Linked DNA regions of Homo sapiens: region 2 is linked to region 1. A link is a loop called in an ENCODE intact Hi-C map of the cell type or tissue named here. Cell type or tissue: heart left ventricle. All regions are shown on one strand. Links, peaks and the distances in the headings refer to the core of each region. The heading gives the core; the rest is flanking DNA.

Region 1 (8,336 bases), core at 159-8,158:
CTACTGGTTCTGCCCTGGAGAAGTTCACAGTTCCAGCCATCTGGGAACATCCAGTGACAGTGCAGCCCAAGCAGGAAGATGGTTAAGGCACAGAGGAGACAGCATTGACCTTCACCTGGGTGGATCCAGGACTGCCTGCTTGTAAAGGAGGAGGAGGCAGGAGTCCATCCAGAAGAAAAGGAGGGAGGAGAGAAGGTTCTTTTGGGCATTAGCAGTGGCAGACCAGGTGTGAGAGAGCAGGAGAGGTTTGGGAATGAGGGATAAGTTAAGTGTAGGCAGAGACCTTAGCAGATGACAGAGGGAATAGTTGGAGTTAAAGCTGGAGAGCTTGCAGAAGCCCAGATTGTGAAGGGCCTTGTGTGCAGTGTTGGGAAGCTCTTTATATAGGGGAACAAAACTTTGAGTTTTGGAACCTAGTGACAATAAGGAGGATGGGTTGAAGGAATGAGAGCCTACAGACAATGTCTTAGCCCACAGCCTCTAGGAAGCAGGGCCTGAGACAAAGACTAAAGTACCAATATTTTGCTGCAGAAGGAGTTGCAAATCCAGGGCAGCAAGGATGAAGGAAAAGGGAAGTGCAGGGTAACAGACGGTGTGTCTGACCATGCTGGCTCCTGCCTCACCAGGGGCCACAGAGACACAGCAGCACATTGGGCTGCCTGGACTCTCCCCAAAGGCCTGCAAGGAGGAGCTCTACCTTGGAATAGTGGAATAGTCTGGAGGAGAGAAAGGAGGTGGGTTTTATTCGCCCTGCTCCTTCCTGTGTCCTGTTTGCCATCAACCTTGGTTCACCTCATAGATTTCTAAGGCCCCTATAATTCTGCGATGCTATTTAGGAAGGAGGACCCCATCACCCCATCCCATGGTAAGCTTATTCCCCATCTGGCAGCAGAGGGCAGCCTGGTTTGTGTGAGCACTGACTGAAAAAGAGAGGAGCAGGGGCAATCTGAAAGGGCTCCTAAGGAGCGTGCCACTGTTGAGACAACGAGCCCAGCCCAGACATTACGATAGCAGTTCATGCAGGAGGGGGCTGGCAGAGCAAATGGAGGCGACCTGTAGTGGAGGGAGGTTTACAAGATCTTCATTCTGTGCAGTTGACAGCCCCAACCCCAACCTTTATAGGAGTTACGTTACAGTAACAGTAAAGTACTCCCATGGCTGGTTCTGGTCAATGCATACTCTGTGGCCTTGTGTTTCTTAAATAAAAAATAGGATTCATTATTGTATGTTTGTAAAACCAGGTAACAGGCCGATTTCCATATTTGTGGGGAAAGAGGAGGAGCTGCCACAGGCTGAGTATCCCTTATCCAAAATTCTTGGGACCAGAAGTGTTTTTGATTTTGGATTTTTTCAGATTTGGAGATATTAGCAAATACTTAACTGGTTGAACATCCATATTCCCGAAAATCTGAAGTTGAAAATTCTCCAGTGCTCAGCATTTTGGATGACGTGAGCTGTGGACCGAGACCCTGCCACTGTCCTGTTAGGCCTTCTCTGTAGGACTTAAATTTTTCTCTGCCCTCCATGGAGTGGGACACACGCTTGCCTCTGCAGCCTGGTTTTGTCACCCTGGAGAGGGATTGACAGCACTTCCCAGGGAGGACTACTGCTGCCTAAGACTCACAGATGTTCACCCTGGAGGAGCCAACTTTGGGCTGAGCTGCAGAATTTTTTAATGACAGGTCATAAGGTGCTGCGTGAATGAGGGGAACTGACGTCCAGGAGAAATATGTGTGTCTGCAGTGGGGAGCAGGGGTGTTACTGGGGAGGATACTGCTATTCACCAAAGAACATTCCTATACCCTAATTCACCAGCTAAAAAGGAAGTTGGAGATCAAAGAGATATCCGCATCCCCATGTTTATTGCAGCACTATTTACAATAGCCAAGATACGGAATTAGCTTGAGTGTCCATCAGCGGATGAATGGATAAAGAAAATATGTACATAATGGAATACGATTCGGCCATTTAAAAAAATGGCAGTCTGTAGTTTGCAGCAATATGGATGGAGCTGGAGATCATTATGTTAAGTGAAATAAGCAAGTCACAGATGTCGAATGTTCTCACTCCTATGTAGGAGCTAAAAAGGTGGCCCTCATGGAGGTAGAAAGTAGAATGACAGATACCAGAGGCTGGGAAAAGGGGTAGGTGGGAATAAAGAGTAGTGAGTTAATGTGCAAACATAAAGGTGGATAGAAGGAATAAGTTCTAGTGTTCAATAGTAGACAAGGGTGACTATAGTTACCAACAGTATATTGTCTATTTCAGATTAGCTAGAAGAAAGGACTTGAAATGTTCCCAAAACAAAGAAATGATAAATGTTTGAGGTGATGGATACCCTAAATACCCTGATTTGATCATCACATGTAGTATCCATGTATTGAAATATCCCATATATCCCATAAACATGTACAATTATTATCAATTTAAAAATGTTGTAAAATAAGTTGGGGAAAGCTTCTGATTCTCTAGTTCTGCATTCTACCACTCCCCCCTGCTGTGGACTTACAGGAGTGTTGCGTAAATTGAATTGTTTTTCTAAAGCTTTCTCTCCAAGCTCTAAATATCTTATGACTGGTTCTGAACATGTACCTGCCTCCAGCTACAACCATAAACAGCTGAAGAGACACTGACAACACTGCTCATTGACTCCAGCATGCGCTCTCCTTCCCTTTGCATCTCCTCCCCTCAAATGAGCTTAGGTGGATTTAAGTTTTAATCAGTTAGATCAGTTGTTCTTAATGAGAATTTAAATTGAACTAGAGAATAAAAGCATTAGGGGGGTTGCTGGTTGCTCAGCTGGAACCTTTGGGCGACAGAGGTGGTTGCATGCTGTGATATGATACTCAGTGCAGGCCCTTTTTGACTGCATCTCCAGAGATCTGTTGGTGATAAAGTTTTTAGAGCAGATAATTTTCTTTGACCTTAGTCTCTTAAGTTGGAGAAGGAAAGCTTTCTAAGAAGTGATCTCGATCCAGTTCTTAGATCAGTGGGACATACAGGTCTATGGTGGTCACCTATGGTCACCTTCACCCTGGGCCTGGATGACCAAAGTAAGGGAAGGGAAGGGGGAGTGTATGCTGGAAAATGTCTCTTACCTCTAACGCCCTCCCCATTTTGAGCCTTCCCATGTGTAGGGGAAAGGCAGACAAAGACACCTTTAATTTTAAAAATCCTGAATATCCTGCATCTTAAACACAAAAGATAAGAGTGTCCATGAAGACAGAAGGGGATCCTTTGAGCCCCTTGATGGCAAGAACTGACCCTTCCATCCTGGAGAAGAGGAGACCAATTTGATATTATGGAGGCAGAATATACAGGACTGTGTGACTAATTCGACATGTGTGTCCATGGAGCTTGAAGGGGACAGAACCACAGGTGCAAAACTGGTGTAGGTACTTGGCTGGGAGTTTGGTATGAGAGGCTTCTGGGGCACCTTTACCTGGAATAGGCAGCGTGGTTCATCTGCACCAGGATTCTACTCAGAACTCTTACAAGTGGTAACAAGAGACCTGAGGTAGAAGTACCTAATTGTTACATCAATGTCAAAGGCTAAAGTTAGGCTTGAAACATTTTTTTTCCTCTAATCAGCTGTTGGGATTTTCACGTTTATGAAATTGGTAAATCCTTTCTGAAGGTAATCTCTAGTTTTGATTTTACCATGCCTAAAAGTTAGTAAGTTCATACACTTTATTAGTCTTTACATATACCTCTTTATATTTGCCTGAACTTGCCCCCTTGTTATACTTCAAGAAACCCCAGCCTTTTCTGGGATTTAATGGTAATACATATGTAATCTAGTACCTTGTTACTTTCCCAGGCATTTAGTCTGGGAACCCTAATCTTGAGTCTGTCTACAGTGGATATTTTTCTCCAGGACAGGAACCAAATGGGCCAGTTACTGGTCTACCCTGTAGCTCACCACAGACATAGCCTAGGGGCCTTTGGCCCATCTTCACTAGTTGGCAACTGGCTTTTTAGGCGAAATGCCTCCTTTTGCATAAAGGAGAGATGCCTGTCCCCACCTGCACCGCCCATCTCCTGCTTTAAGGCCAGCAAGATGTCCCGAGAGGCCTCCTTGTAGATGAGTGAAATCCACACAGGGAAACTCAAGTAAAAATATGGGGTGGGGTCTGGGAAGAGCTGTGTTTATTATAAGGATCCAGAGGGACCTGGGGAATTTAGGATAGGGAACCACTGTGGGTGGGATAAGAACCAGAGTGGCTCCAGGCCCTAGTTTTTTCTCCTCTGTCTCTCTGCTTTCTTTTCCCACTCTCTTCTCTCCCCTTCCTTCTCCTTATTCTTCTTCTACTCCTCTTTTTTTTTCTAGCTCTGTGTCATGCTTGCAGTGGTGATGTTTTGGTTGTAGTCATGCTCTTGGGTCCCTCTTATGACCGACTGTCTGCGTCTTCCCCTCTCCTTTAGCCTTTACTTGGTTCTTTTCCCAACCCACCCGCCAAAACTGGCAACCAGCTTCCTCAGAACTTGTTATCTGGCTCGTAATTGCCCAGACTCCAACGCTCAAATGACCTTTTTGCTCTAAAGCCAGTGGCCATCTGGCAGTAATCTCCCTGTATACAGGATTCTGAGTTCCCAAGAGAGCATCTGGTTGGCTCCCCTTGCCTTCCTGAGTCTGCTACATCATTCCTGGGCTGCTGGCCAGCCTAGGAGTGGGTCCCCTCAGGTCAGACACACCCTGGGCAGGTCAGCAGCCAGCAGTGGGCACAGGGTAACAGAGCCCCCTGCCTACTTAACAGGAGCTGTGGGTGGGGGCAGGAGTTACCAGATACATCTAGCACAAGAACCATATCCTAGAACCCTTCAAACTAACATATGCCAGGTAGGTGTAAGCTTCTGTACTAATTTAAAACTATACATTTCTAAGTTAATGAATTCAGCATCTTGCGGCCATACCAGACATGGCATGGAATTAAACTTTCAGTCCCACTGTTCATTTTATTCATACATTAGGGTGGCAAGGGTGGTCTTGCTCATTGCAAGCAAAGTCATCCTGGTTCATGAAATGAAGAATGTGGACTGTGCAGTTTTCCCAGTCATGAAGACTTTTGATACATCACTTGAAATGTTCCTCCTGAAGTTGAGGGTCCTTTGTAATATCACCAGGGCAGTGAATGGCAGAGACCAGATCATGAATCGCTTCATTTAGAGCCTGCCTCCGGGCTTCCCTGCACTCTGTGGCTGCTAATACCACACCCCTGTGTCCCTTGTGGTCTTAAGTCACAAAACCAGCTATTATTAGATTTGCCTGGAGTGTCTGAAAACAGGCTTAGAATGAGGAAACCTTGTCCCACTTTTATACAACTGGAAAACATTACAGAATTTGACTTTTTGAAAATTTCCCAAAAAAAGGAAAAGAAAAACCCACAAACCCCAGCTTGTACAGTTTAGTCACAGGGAAACACAGAGGTAAAAAAGGTGAACTTGCTTCCACTTCACAGGTGGTTTTGATTTAGAAAACGTGCCTCAAAATTCAGTGCCTACAAATACAAGAAAAGGGGTTTGGTTGTGCTTCTAATAGTATAAGTAAAATTACTCTTGAATGTTTCAGGGCTCATCAAAATTTACATTTATTCTCTTTTTTCTACTTTTATCTACCTGAGTATTCTCATTATCTCTCCAGCTGTGAGAAACTCTCATCTTCCCATGATCCCAAATTAGGTGGGATCCAGTTCTGACAACATGAGTTAATCATCACTAGAAACATTGGCAAGAGCTGGGGAATGTTTGTATTCCTCTGGGACAGCTTAGCATCTCTGGGTAAATGTTGCAGTCCAACTGACTGCCTTCCCCGGGCTGTCCTTCCCCAAACTTCCTCTCCTAGAGGTAGGAAGAGCCAAAATCAACTGTTAGGTCTGTGGTAATTTACAAAGCAAGGATGATATTTCAAAACAGTTGGCTATATAATGTATTTCCTCTTGCAAAATTATACAGTTGGTATTCAGTAATATGTTGCCATATAATGTATTTCTTCTTAAAAAATTATACAATGGCTATATGACTGTTTATGTCCACAAAGTCCAGCCAGATTACTTTTCAAAGAAATTTTAGCAGTTTGATTGCCAAATTCCTGTGATCTCCATATTAAGAACTCTCTGTCTGTGGCCTCTAGTCTTAGAAGTTCTAGTCCATGATACAGGTTGTTATGCAAATGAAAGAAAAAGAGAAATGTCTTGTGCTTGTTTTCTTCTTTAGAATAAGAAGATCTACTTGGACATTATTCACACATACATGGAAGTGCATGCAACTGTTTATGGCTCCAGCACAAAGAATATTCCCAGTTACGTGAAAAACCATGGTATCCTCAGTGGACGGGACCTGCAGTTCCTTCTTCGAGAAACCAAGGTAAAAATTCACCACGGATGTGGTGTTCAGGTTATTGCCATTGGCTGTGAAAATGGGATCAGAATATTTCATGCTTGTTTTTCAATGCTGCAATAAACTCTTGTGGCTATTTTGGGGCAGCAGTTTGCTAGACCAATGGCAGCTGAAAAGTAAGTGAATTGTGGAATGAGATTGCTACAGTTTTTTTCATTGATTTATTCAAAAATCGTATTTACTAAGGACCTACTCAGTGTTAGGTGTCAAGCAAGGGGCTAAGGATAAGGCTGCAAATGGAAAAGGTAAAGCCCTGCCTGGAAGGACAGACTTTCTAATAGAGCAGCAGCTTTCATAGTAAGCCAGGGGTGCTGAACTCTTCCCCCAACCCAATCATCACTGTTCAAGGAGTGGGTTTCCCAACCAGCTTTTCCTCATACCTCCTTGTTCACCAAGTACGCATTGGACAGTGAAGAAGTTCAGATGAGGGCAAAGTCCCTGTGGGCTCAGGAAGCAGAGCAAGCATCAGGAGAGATGCAAGAGATGAAAGATGGATGGAGTGTAGACACACCTGGCATGTGGGCCAGACAGGAGTTAGAGTCAGGTGGTGGAGGTGGAGGTGGCATATTCAGGAAAGAGCTAGAAGCCAACCCAGCTAGTCTAAGTGTTGAAAAATAGTGGAGGTAAAATTGGATGAGGGAATGTGAGGGTCTGATTGGCACAGATGGAGGCAGAGTTCACACCATGTGGTGGAGGTAGCCGGGCAAGCCCTTGAGGATCATTTTGCTCAGCAGTAGCATGATGACGTGTTGCTTTGACACTGTAGGGAAGTCCACCCAGTGGTCTGTGTTTTTTCTGTAATGGTGCCATGGAAGTACCAAATGAAGTTCGGGAACTTGTGAAGAAACCAGAGTTTGGCCTTGAAGGGTTGGCTGGCATTTCAGTGTATTAGATAAACTCCCTCAGGTTTATTAATAAGTTTTTATGAATTTCACAAATATTTATTGAGTAGCTGCAATGTGCTAGGCGTTGTACAAGGGATGCAAGTGTGAAGAAGGCACATGGATCTCTCTTGTGGTATGTCCTAAGCACAAGGAAGCTTATTTTCAGTAGTGGATTTCTCAGCTCTCATCTCTGGCTCGCTTTGTTTTCATGTTCAAGGTAGGGGAGAGAGGTTGAGCAGGTGGACTTCTAGGGCATAATCTCAGTTGTCCAATCATTATGTGATACTTCATTTATAAAAAGTGTATTCACATATGCTATCCTCTTTGATTCTCACAACAGCATTAAGAGGTAGATAGAGCAGGTATTATTGTTAACTTTATTTTGAACATGAGGAAATAGGCTACAGAGTTTGGCTTGCCCACAGTAAACTGGGGTCAAGTCCTGGAGGTGGCCCTAACTCATGATTTTTTTAATTGCACATTAAAGCTCTGCTAGCCCCTTGATGTACTATCGTCATAAACACTCAAACTTAAGAACTCTTAGTGGACACCCACTAGCCAAAAGAATGTATATCTCCTCTTTGCCTCAGTTTCTCCATCTGTAAATGCATTTGATCCTATCTACGTCCAAGGCATTTGTATGATGCCACAAATAAAATGATTTGACAATTTCTTTAGCTTATTGGCCAAAGACCTGGTTTGTTTTAAGATTTTATTTCCTTCCAAGGTCATCTGTAGTCTGATGACTGTTTTTTGTTATCCAGGAGTGAAGTGTGTTCTCTAGTTTTCACTATTTGCTTTCTATCACCTTCTGTCTTAGGCTGACATTTCAGAATCATCAGAATGTCTGGGCCCTTTAATGGCAGTGCTGTTTTTGCCATTTGCCTCATTTTACTTTTCTCCACATCAGATTGTGGAAAGAGCTCAAGCTCCTTTAAAAAACACTTGGCAGAGCTGGTTTTCAGCAGTGTGTCATTACTGTCTCACACACTTTTATTAACCCAACCTCATGAATGTCTCTCTCAGCTTCGCAAATTTTGAAAGAACCCTTACTTA
Region 2 (8,336 bases), core at 337-8,336, 98 kb before region 1:
CTGCAGATGGTTTGGGTGGTCTCCTGGAGTCTCTTTTGATTAGATGTGATCAGAAGTATACTTGAGAGCTTAGTCTAGGATAGGAATTGGAGAAGAGGTAGTTCATAATGGTGATGGTTGAGTGTGTTTATGTAGGCAGGAACCATGGGTTGGGATTGGGGCTGGTTGAGTGTTCTGTATGAAAGACGATTCCAGGCAGGAAGCATGAAAGCAATTTAAGACTGTACCTTCCCTCTGAATGAAAAAGTCAAAAGAAGAATGGAAGAAGAAGGAAGTCACATTTAGAAGATAAGAATTCTTCTGCTTTCTTGTGAAAGTTAGTGTCCCATTTGAGAATAATATTCTTACCTAGATCTTCCCAATTGTACTTTTCCTTCTTGCCCAAAAACACTTGCCCATCGTTTCTTCTTCTTCCCTAGAATTTATATCTTTCCAAGCGTCAATACCACTATCATCATCTGTAGTCCACAAAATCTCTGTCAATTCTGTGAGCCAGTGTTATTCTGGAGCATACAAAAGCAGACTGACACATGGCCACTGACTTTGTGGAAGTTGGTCTCACTGGCTTTGCAGTCTTTGTAGGTATGTGCATTTCTGCACACAAACAAATTCCAATTAGAGGATGGTCAAAGCCAACACCAGATTTTTAGTTTTAGATTGTTCAGTATAGACTAAAAATTTTATAGGTGTTCACAGGCACCCTGGAAGTACCTGTGCGAGCTGGAGTACTCTTGTGAAGTTTCACAGATAGAGGAGAGCTTGAGCTAGGCCTGCAGGTAAGGTAGGGTTTGGAATGCTAATTGCAACCTTCATCAAGTTGAATAAATTGAAGTGAGATTTGTATTTAAGGTTTTGTAGCTTTTTTGTTTTTTAAAATGCAGTGTGTCTGAATCAGGATCTTCTTTATTTCAGCAAGATGAACTACAAGTGTTGGTAAAGGTAGTTAAAATCCCCTCTTCTGATTTCATAGTGGTAGAGCCCAAACCCAGTATCTAATATTTATCCCCTGTCCCCTCTTTTATTCCTCATGAATTTTTTCAGATTGGATGTGTACAGACTCCATTCAAAAATTTTAAAAAGTTCCCATTTCAAAGCTGGTTTCCTTTAATCCCATAGTCCATGTCCAAAGGCCTCTTGTTGCAGTTCTCTCTTCCTGTAGCAAACACCCACCCTTGGATCTTCCCTGGAACACACAAACCTTGCTGCTGCTTAAGAAATTCCTCCCTGGCTTTCCAGTTGACTTGCACTCACCTTGAATATAACTCTCTGAATACCTGTAAGCTCATATCATGAAATTTTGTCATATCATTATAGAAAGCTTTAGTGATTACTCTTTGATCTGCAGCCCTGTTGCAGAGGTTGCTGTTATATTCATTTCTATGTTCTAGTGAGCAGAACAGAAGTAAAGTGAAGATTAATTCCTTACACTGTTGGTTGTTCAGTATAACTTTTGCAAGAAGCAACCATTCTCTGACCCTTGGGTTTATTAGCACTGCATGATGCTGGAAAATAATAAATTCCTGATTACCTTTCAGATTTCCCTCATTTAGACCATCTTCTCTTTTCAGTACTTACACTGGCACTTACTGTGTAAGACAGAGCCAGGTCCTGCAGATAGGCTGAAAAATCAAGATGGCATGTTGTAAATCTGAAGTCGGGTGATTTCTGTCGAAGCCTACAGACAGGATTAGGAATGAAATCACAGCCTGCCTTCTGCTGAATGTCTTGAGGGTGAATTATTTCCTAGTACTAGTGACTCTTTCTGCACATGTGCGGTTAACCTTAATGGAGTAAAGGCTGTTTTTTAAACCTCTCTTCAGCTTTGGGCCCAACACTATACACAATTAACTAGTTCACTGCAAATAGGAGACACCTAAATGCACTCAGTGACAGAGAAGAACACTTTACCAACAGTTTGTACTTAAGTCCAAGATTACAATTTCCAAGATGAAGATTAAACTTTAGTTTTATGCACTTTTGTAACCAAACTAAAGAGATGGACCCTTTAGCACTGCCAGCCCACAATGAAATGTAATATTGGAAGTCACTGAAGGTGTTATTTGAGGTGCTTTAGGTTGCATGTGAGCTTGTTGTAGAGTAAGTTCCAGTGAAGGTCGTTGGCAAAGGGTTAGTTGTTAAAGATTAGCAAAGGAAAATTGTCCTTCATCTGTGTGCTTAAGTCACAGAGAAAGCACACATTTAAGCAACTTAGCTTAATTTTCATACCCTGCACAGCCCAGTTCTTAAGTATACAACCTGATGAGTTTTAATAAATGTATATATCTATAAAATCACCACAGGCAAGATAAGGAACATATTCATCACCCCAGAATGTTCCCCCATGCCTCTTTCCATTCAGTCTGCATCCCCCATAGGCACTCTCTACTCTGATTTCAATCACCATAGGTTAATTTTGCCTGTTCTTGAGCATCATCAAAATGAAATCTTACAGTATGAACATTTTTGCAGAGTCCGGCCTCTTTTTCTCAGCATAGCGTTTTCAAGATTGATCCATGGTGCTGCATATGTCAATAGTTTATTCTTTTTAAAAAATCGCAGAGCAGTACTTTGTTGTATGAACATACCATAATTGGTTTATCTGTTTTCCTGATAATGAGCATGTGAGTCATTTCCAGTTGTGAGCTGTTATGAATAATGCTGCTAGAGACACATGAGCCTGTCTTTTTTTCTAAGTAGTAGATTCTATTGCTCTGAAGTTACTCATAACATTCTTTTATTATTCTTTTAACATCTATAGGAATTATAGTGATATCCCTCTTTCATTCTTAATATTACTCATTTATGTTTTCTTTTTCTTGATCCCTCTTGCCAGAGGTTTATAAATCTTATTCATCTTTTTAAAGAACCTACTTTTTTTTGGTTAATTTTTCTCTGTTTAGGATTAAATCAGAGAGGCAGAACTGCCAAGAGAGGCGTGTGTCTATTAAGGGATTTGTCAAAGGGGTTTGACCTTACACAGCTCTGGAAGCTGGTTTAACATTTTCTGTAACGCTGTTGCTTTTATGTCTGATGATGGAGTTGGCATCCACAGGGCAGGCAGCTAGGAAGGGAAGATAAACGGTAACTGGAGGAGAATAAGGACGTGCTGGAACACATGAGTATGAGCTGGAGCTCATAATTACAAAGCAACACTCATGTCAGTTCGCTTTTGGTTTTGGCTTGATTTTGCCTCCAGCCTTGGAGTATGGATATTCCTGCACAAGCTGGGACCCTTTGTCTCAAAATGAAAGAGACCTGGGGGATGCAAGTCTTCACTATTCCACTTCCTAGATACCAAAAAAATTCTTAAATAGTAAGACCAAAGAACTGTATAGGGTAGGGGTTGACAAACTTCTTATGTAAAGCCGGACTTTTTATGTCAGCCAAGTATTAAATATTTTTAGCTTTGCAAACCGTATGGTCTGTGATCTGTTGCAGTGATTTAACTCTGTCATTGTACTACAAGAGCAACACTGGACAATATGTAAATGATTGGCTTGGGCATATTCCAATAAGACTTTATTTACAAAAACAGGCAGTGGGCCAGATTTGGCTTAAGGGCTTTAGTTTGCCATCCCTTGTTACAGAGATTGTAATATATTTTCTTATCACGGTATAGTTAGAGTTAATATTATACATTTCATGTTTAATGCATATTGATTCACCATCCTTTGTACTATTGTTGTTCAATGTCTTACATCTATAAAGGCCTTAAATCTCACTATGCCCTAATATGATTTTTATATTTAGCAGTCAATTGTCTGATAAAGAAATGAAGAGAAGGAAAACACTATAGTGTTTTATATTTAGCCCCATATTAATATTTCTGATTCTCTTAATCCCTTCTGTAGTTCCAAGTTACCATCTAATGTCCTTTCCCTTTCAACCTAGAGCTTCTTTTATTATTTCTTGCCATACAGGTCTGCTGGGGGTGAAATCTTTATTCATTTATCTTAAAAAGGCTTTTTTTGGTAGGGGCTGGCATTTTTCAAAGACATAAATATAGAATTCTGAGCTGACAGTAAGTTTTCTCTCAGCATTTAAGAAATGCTGTGTGTGTGTGTGTGTGTGTGTGTGTGTGTGTGTGTGTGTGTGTGTGTGTGTGTTTTCCAGCCTCCTTCTTCTGACGAGATGTCAGGTGACATTGCCATCTTTGTTCCCTTTTATGTAATGTGTCTTGTTTTTCTCTGTCTGCTTTCAACATTTTCTCTTTCTCATTTGCTTTTAGCAGTTTGATTATAATAAATGTGATTGTCTTTATCTTGTGGTTCACTGAATTGCTGGATCTGAAGTTAATGTTCCTCAACATATTTGGGAAGTTGTCAGCCATTATTTCTTCGAATATTTTTTGTCTCTTTTCTCTTTTCTACCTCTGGGCATCCGTTTACACAAAGGTTCGCCTACATGATGTTCTCCACAGGTCATGGAGACTCTATGTGTTTTATTTGTCTTAGTCTTGAATGTCTCTGTTTTTAGGTTAAGTAATTTCCTTTTTTGTTTTTCAAATTTACTGATCTTTTATTCACTGATGACCGTTTTTCCTTTGTCTTTAATCTTATTTATAATAACCGCTTTAAATTCTTTGTTAGTTCTCCAACAGTTGCGTCATCTTGTTTTTGTTGACTGTTTTTCTTGCCTTGTTCACGTTTTCCTGTTTCTCCACATGTTTAATAATTCTTTATTATGTATTGGACATGACAAGGATATGCTATAGAGTGTCTGGGTTCGGTAAACTTCCTCTGAAGAGTACTGATTTTTTTTCTAGTAGGCAGTTAAATTACTGACTTACTGCCTTGAACTTAAGAAGACTTGCTTTTATGATTTGTTAGGGTGTGTCTGTTTCCATTTTTTTCCCTAGTCTTGGACCATCTGAAGTCCTGGGCCTGATGTGAGGCCCTTCTGGGGTTTCATGGAAAGCCTGAAATGTTGACCCTTTGACTTTTTGGGGTTTAAACTGTGGCTGCCCTGCAGTGAGCAGCAGCTGAAGTCTTGTGAATACTTTGAACTTTTATTGGAGCCTCCCTCACAAATGCTTAGTTTTAGGGTCGCTCAAGAAGTTTAAGGTAGTTTATATACAGACTTTGGGGTTCTCCTCTTTGGGCTCCCTCTTTTTGGGAATATGCTACCTTAATTTTTCACTACTATGCAAAACTTCATTCTATGAAACCTCAAGCCAGTGAGACTGTAGCCTTTTGTTTGCTACCTTCCAGACTTGATAGTCCCCTCTGGGGCACAGCCATATAAATGTGAGTCTTATTCAGTGTAGTTTCCAGAAAGAATTTAAGGATCAAATCCCTTCTAGTTTCTGCTCACTTTCCCTCACTCTTTAGTGTCATATTGTAAGTGTTATCTGTGGGAAGATTGTTCCAATACAAGCTTCTCTGCTATTGCCAATGCATAGTTTCTCTGCTTTGTTTTTAAAGAATCCTAGGTTAACTGTTATGTGGATCTTACACAGGTAGTGTAGTTTAGCAGCGTGCTCTGGGCTGGGAAGCTGTCTGAATTATCTGTTACCACAGTGCTGCCTTCCCCCTGGTTTTGGTATGCATGCTAGCTCTTTTCTGTTAGGTACAATATACAATAACCACCATTTCTAGGTTGGCAAGGACCGTATGTATTTAACAGTTGCTCTCCTATCCGGATGCCATGGCTGGAGGGTAAGCAAGGGACTGCACTTTATTCTGGATACTGGGATGGTGAATGGGTTTTCAGGTAGTAATCCCACCACCTGAGGATCAGTGCCTTCTAAGAGCTAACTCAAAAACCAAATATTCATCTGGGAACAGACTACTTGCTGAAACGAACAAATTCCCAGGCAGTTGAAAACCTTTGTGTTTCCTACTGGGAATAACCTGCATTCACAAATTCATTAGCCTTTTATGTGGAGTTGATGAATAGCATTCCAGGATTATAAGAATACTTGTAACATCCCAGAATATGCACATTAGTCTCTTAACTTTACAAGCAGAGTATTGGTATCCAAATTTACATGGTCTTAACACAAAGCATGTTCTTTTCTACATGAAGGAATACCTGCTAAGGGCCGGGAGAAGTTCTAAGGAATTAAGTTGTAAGATAGCCTGATTTTTTGTTTTTTAACATGTCTTGCTATGTTGCCCAGGCTGGTCTCAACCTACTGGGCACAAGCAGTCTTCCTGCCTCAGCCTTCTCAGTAGGTGGGACTGTAGGCATGCACTACTGCACCTGGCACAATCTGGTTTTTAAGAGGCATCCTAGCCAAGGACATTACCTAGCAGGCTTGGCATGTATATTTTATGCCAATGGCTTGTAGGTTTCATATCACTCTGGATCAGTCACAGTAGACTTACAATTTAAATAGCTTTTAGCCTTTCTTCAAACCGTACCCAAGAATTTGTTGTGCTTGTGGGTGTTTGAAATATTCTGGCTTTCAGCTTCTTTTATACATTCTCTCTGTCCTACTTTCTCTAGGACCAAAACCTTATTATCAAGGTGTCATCTCAATTCTGCATTATCTTGCAATTTATTTTTCTGTTTAAAAAAGTAAGGTAAGAGACCACAACCAAGCAACCAAAACAAAATGAAAACCTCAGTTTATGCGAGACGGTGAAAACAAAAATTTTTCTTGATCTCCTGTTAAGAGAATAGTCGAAGCACTTCCGCCTTGCCTCTAGATGTCTGGCTGGCCAGATAGAATCCCTGTTTCTAACCAACAGCTATAAGACGCTTGTGACAAGTGATTCAGAAAGTGGGCATTGTGTGATATGAAGAGCACACACCTATTTTGGGCAATTTATACTATCTTAAAACAGCCCAAGGATATAGCTAGCCTTCTCTCAGTTATTGATTCCATATTTCTTTTCTTCTTCAGTTGCAAAAAGGAAATACAAATATACACACATAAACTACATGTATGGCTTTGCTTTTCATTTTTAACAAAATCCAAACTCAAGACACCTTTGACAGTTTGATAAGAACAGGCAGAAATCTATGAACTGTGCTTAACATGGAACCCTGTTTTAGAAGAAAAATCAAACCTCTCTTTGAGAGGTTGAAGTGAGATATGGGTGCTCTGTGTTGCAAGGGCATGTCACTGTTACAGTAAGTTATCTGTGTAACACCCTTTCCTTCTTCTAGTAAACTGCATGTGAGAAGAGGGGACTTGGCAAAAGCTTGGCACTATTTTGTTTATTGGAAAAGGAGAATCGTTATAAATATCACCTTAGGCCCCCAACTCGAGAATATAATACAGTTTTGCAAGTATCTTGAATTTTTAATGTCTCCCACCTATTTCTCAGTATATTTTCTTAAATCAAAATTGACAGCTGAGGTTGTCTCAGTATGTTAGCATTATATCTTATTCTTTTAAATGTATGTATAGAAACTTTTTTTTCTGGGAATATATCTGTATAACTTTTTGTTTGTTTTGATGTATAAAACTAGCATTCTCCTAGTTTATTTCCTATTAGGCCCATTTGTTGTAACTAAGTACATATATGATACCCACGTGGAATATTTCATATCCTTTACATCATTACTTAAAATACTAAGGAACATTTTGTTGCAGAAGAAATGATAGCAAAAATTAAATATAAACTTACAGAAAATGGTATTTACATAGAAATGAATACATGCAGAGTTTTGCATTAAAAAGCACTCTAATTATCCAAACTATATTACAAACTCAGTTTTGTCTTCCAGTCTCAAAGCTGCTAGAATATATATAGCATACACTGTTTTGCTATTATATTCATTGAAAAAGATCTAAAGCATTTTTGTCGTTGACTATACCTCATACCCCACCAAGCATTGTGACAAAATTAATTAGGGACGGACAAGACAGGCACAGAGAATATACAATAGGACGAGTATATTGTACAAATAGATTAAATGATCTAATGAGAGCTAGTGTGTGATGTTTCAGTGTGGTGCAGGCAATCTCTCCTTCTCATGGCTTTATCTTTTTCAAAATCCCATATTTTACTTCGGAAGTTTGTCCTGAGGGTGAATGAGGCTATAAATGAGTGCCAGGTACAGTACCTGGAGCCAGGGTGACTCAGATGTTAGAAGGCTTTGCTGACTCTGTTTTTTGAGTGAAGAAACTCCTGAAGGTTAAGTAACCTGCTCAGCTTATGTGATTAATAAAAGGCAGAGAGATAATCCCAGCTGAGATCTCTTACAAGACAAAGCCCCTGCCTTTTCCAGGGCATAGTCATGACATTTTCTACCTTTTTCATTGCTGAGGTTCAGTGTGGTCAAGGACTTTAAAAGACCGGGACATGCGGGTGCTACTCTCTGCTGATACATTTCAGTGTCAGTTCCAGGAGCAGGCCTCTTCCTAATGAGGAGGCATCTTG

Evidence for each region. A loop is a pair of places that touch in the nucleus more often than their neighbours do. Peaks named below come from ENCODE experiments on the same cell type or tissue, not always from the same donor. Only the 100,000 strongest peaks of a DNase experiment are listed, where the experiment ranks them.
Region 2: a loop joins it to region 1, with 2.7 times the contacts of the local background. A loop is called at or near these places in 5 of 110 quality-filtered maps.

The regions. Positions count from the first base shown.
Region 1 is chr2:134,396,775-134,405,110 of GRCh38, forward strand. It overlaps MGAT5 (alpha-1,6-mannosylglycoprotein 6-beta-N-acetylglucosaminyltransferase), which reads left to right. Exons shown (of 16, transcript NM_002410.5): 11 at 6,214-6,363. Among named protein-coding and RNA genes, the nearest start is that of MGAT5, 150 kb to the left of the region's middle. In heart left ventricle, for the core only: no CTCF peak of the experiment used is centred there; a DNase peak (open chromatin) is centred at 4,667; H3K27ac peaks cover 1,954 bases.
Region 2 is chr2:134,298,666-134,307,001 of GRCh38, forward strand. The region is part of intron 2 of MGAT5 (alpha-1,6-mannosylglycoprotein 6-beta-N-acetylglucosaminyltransferase); the gene reads left to right. Among named protein-coding and RNA genes, the nearest start is that of MGAT5, 49 kb to the left of the region's middle. In heart left ventricle, for the core only: no CTCF peak of the experiment used is centred there; no DNase peak of the experiment used is centred there; H3K4me3 peaks cover 254 bases; H3K27ac peaks cover 1,631 bases.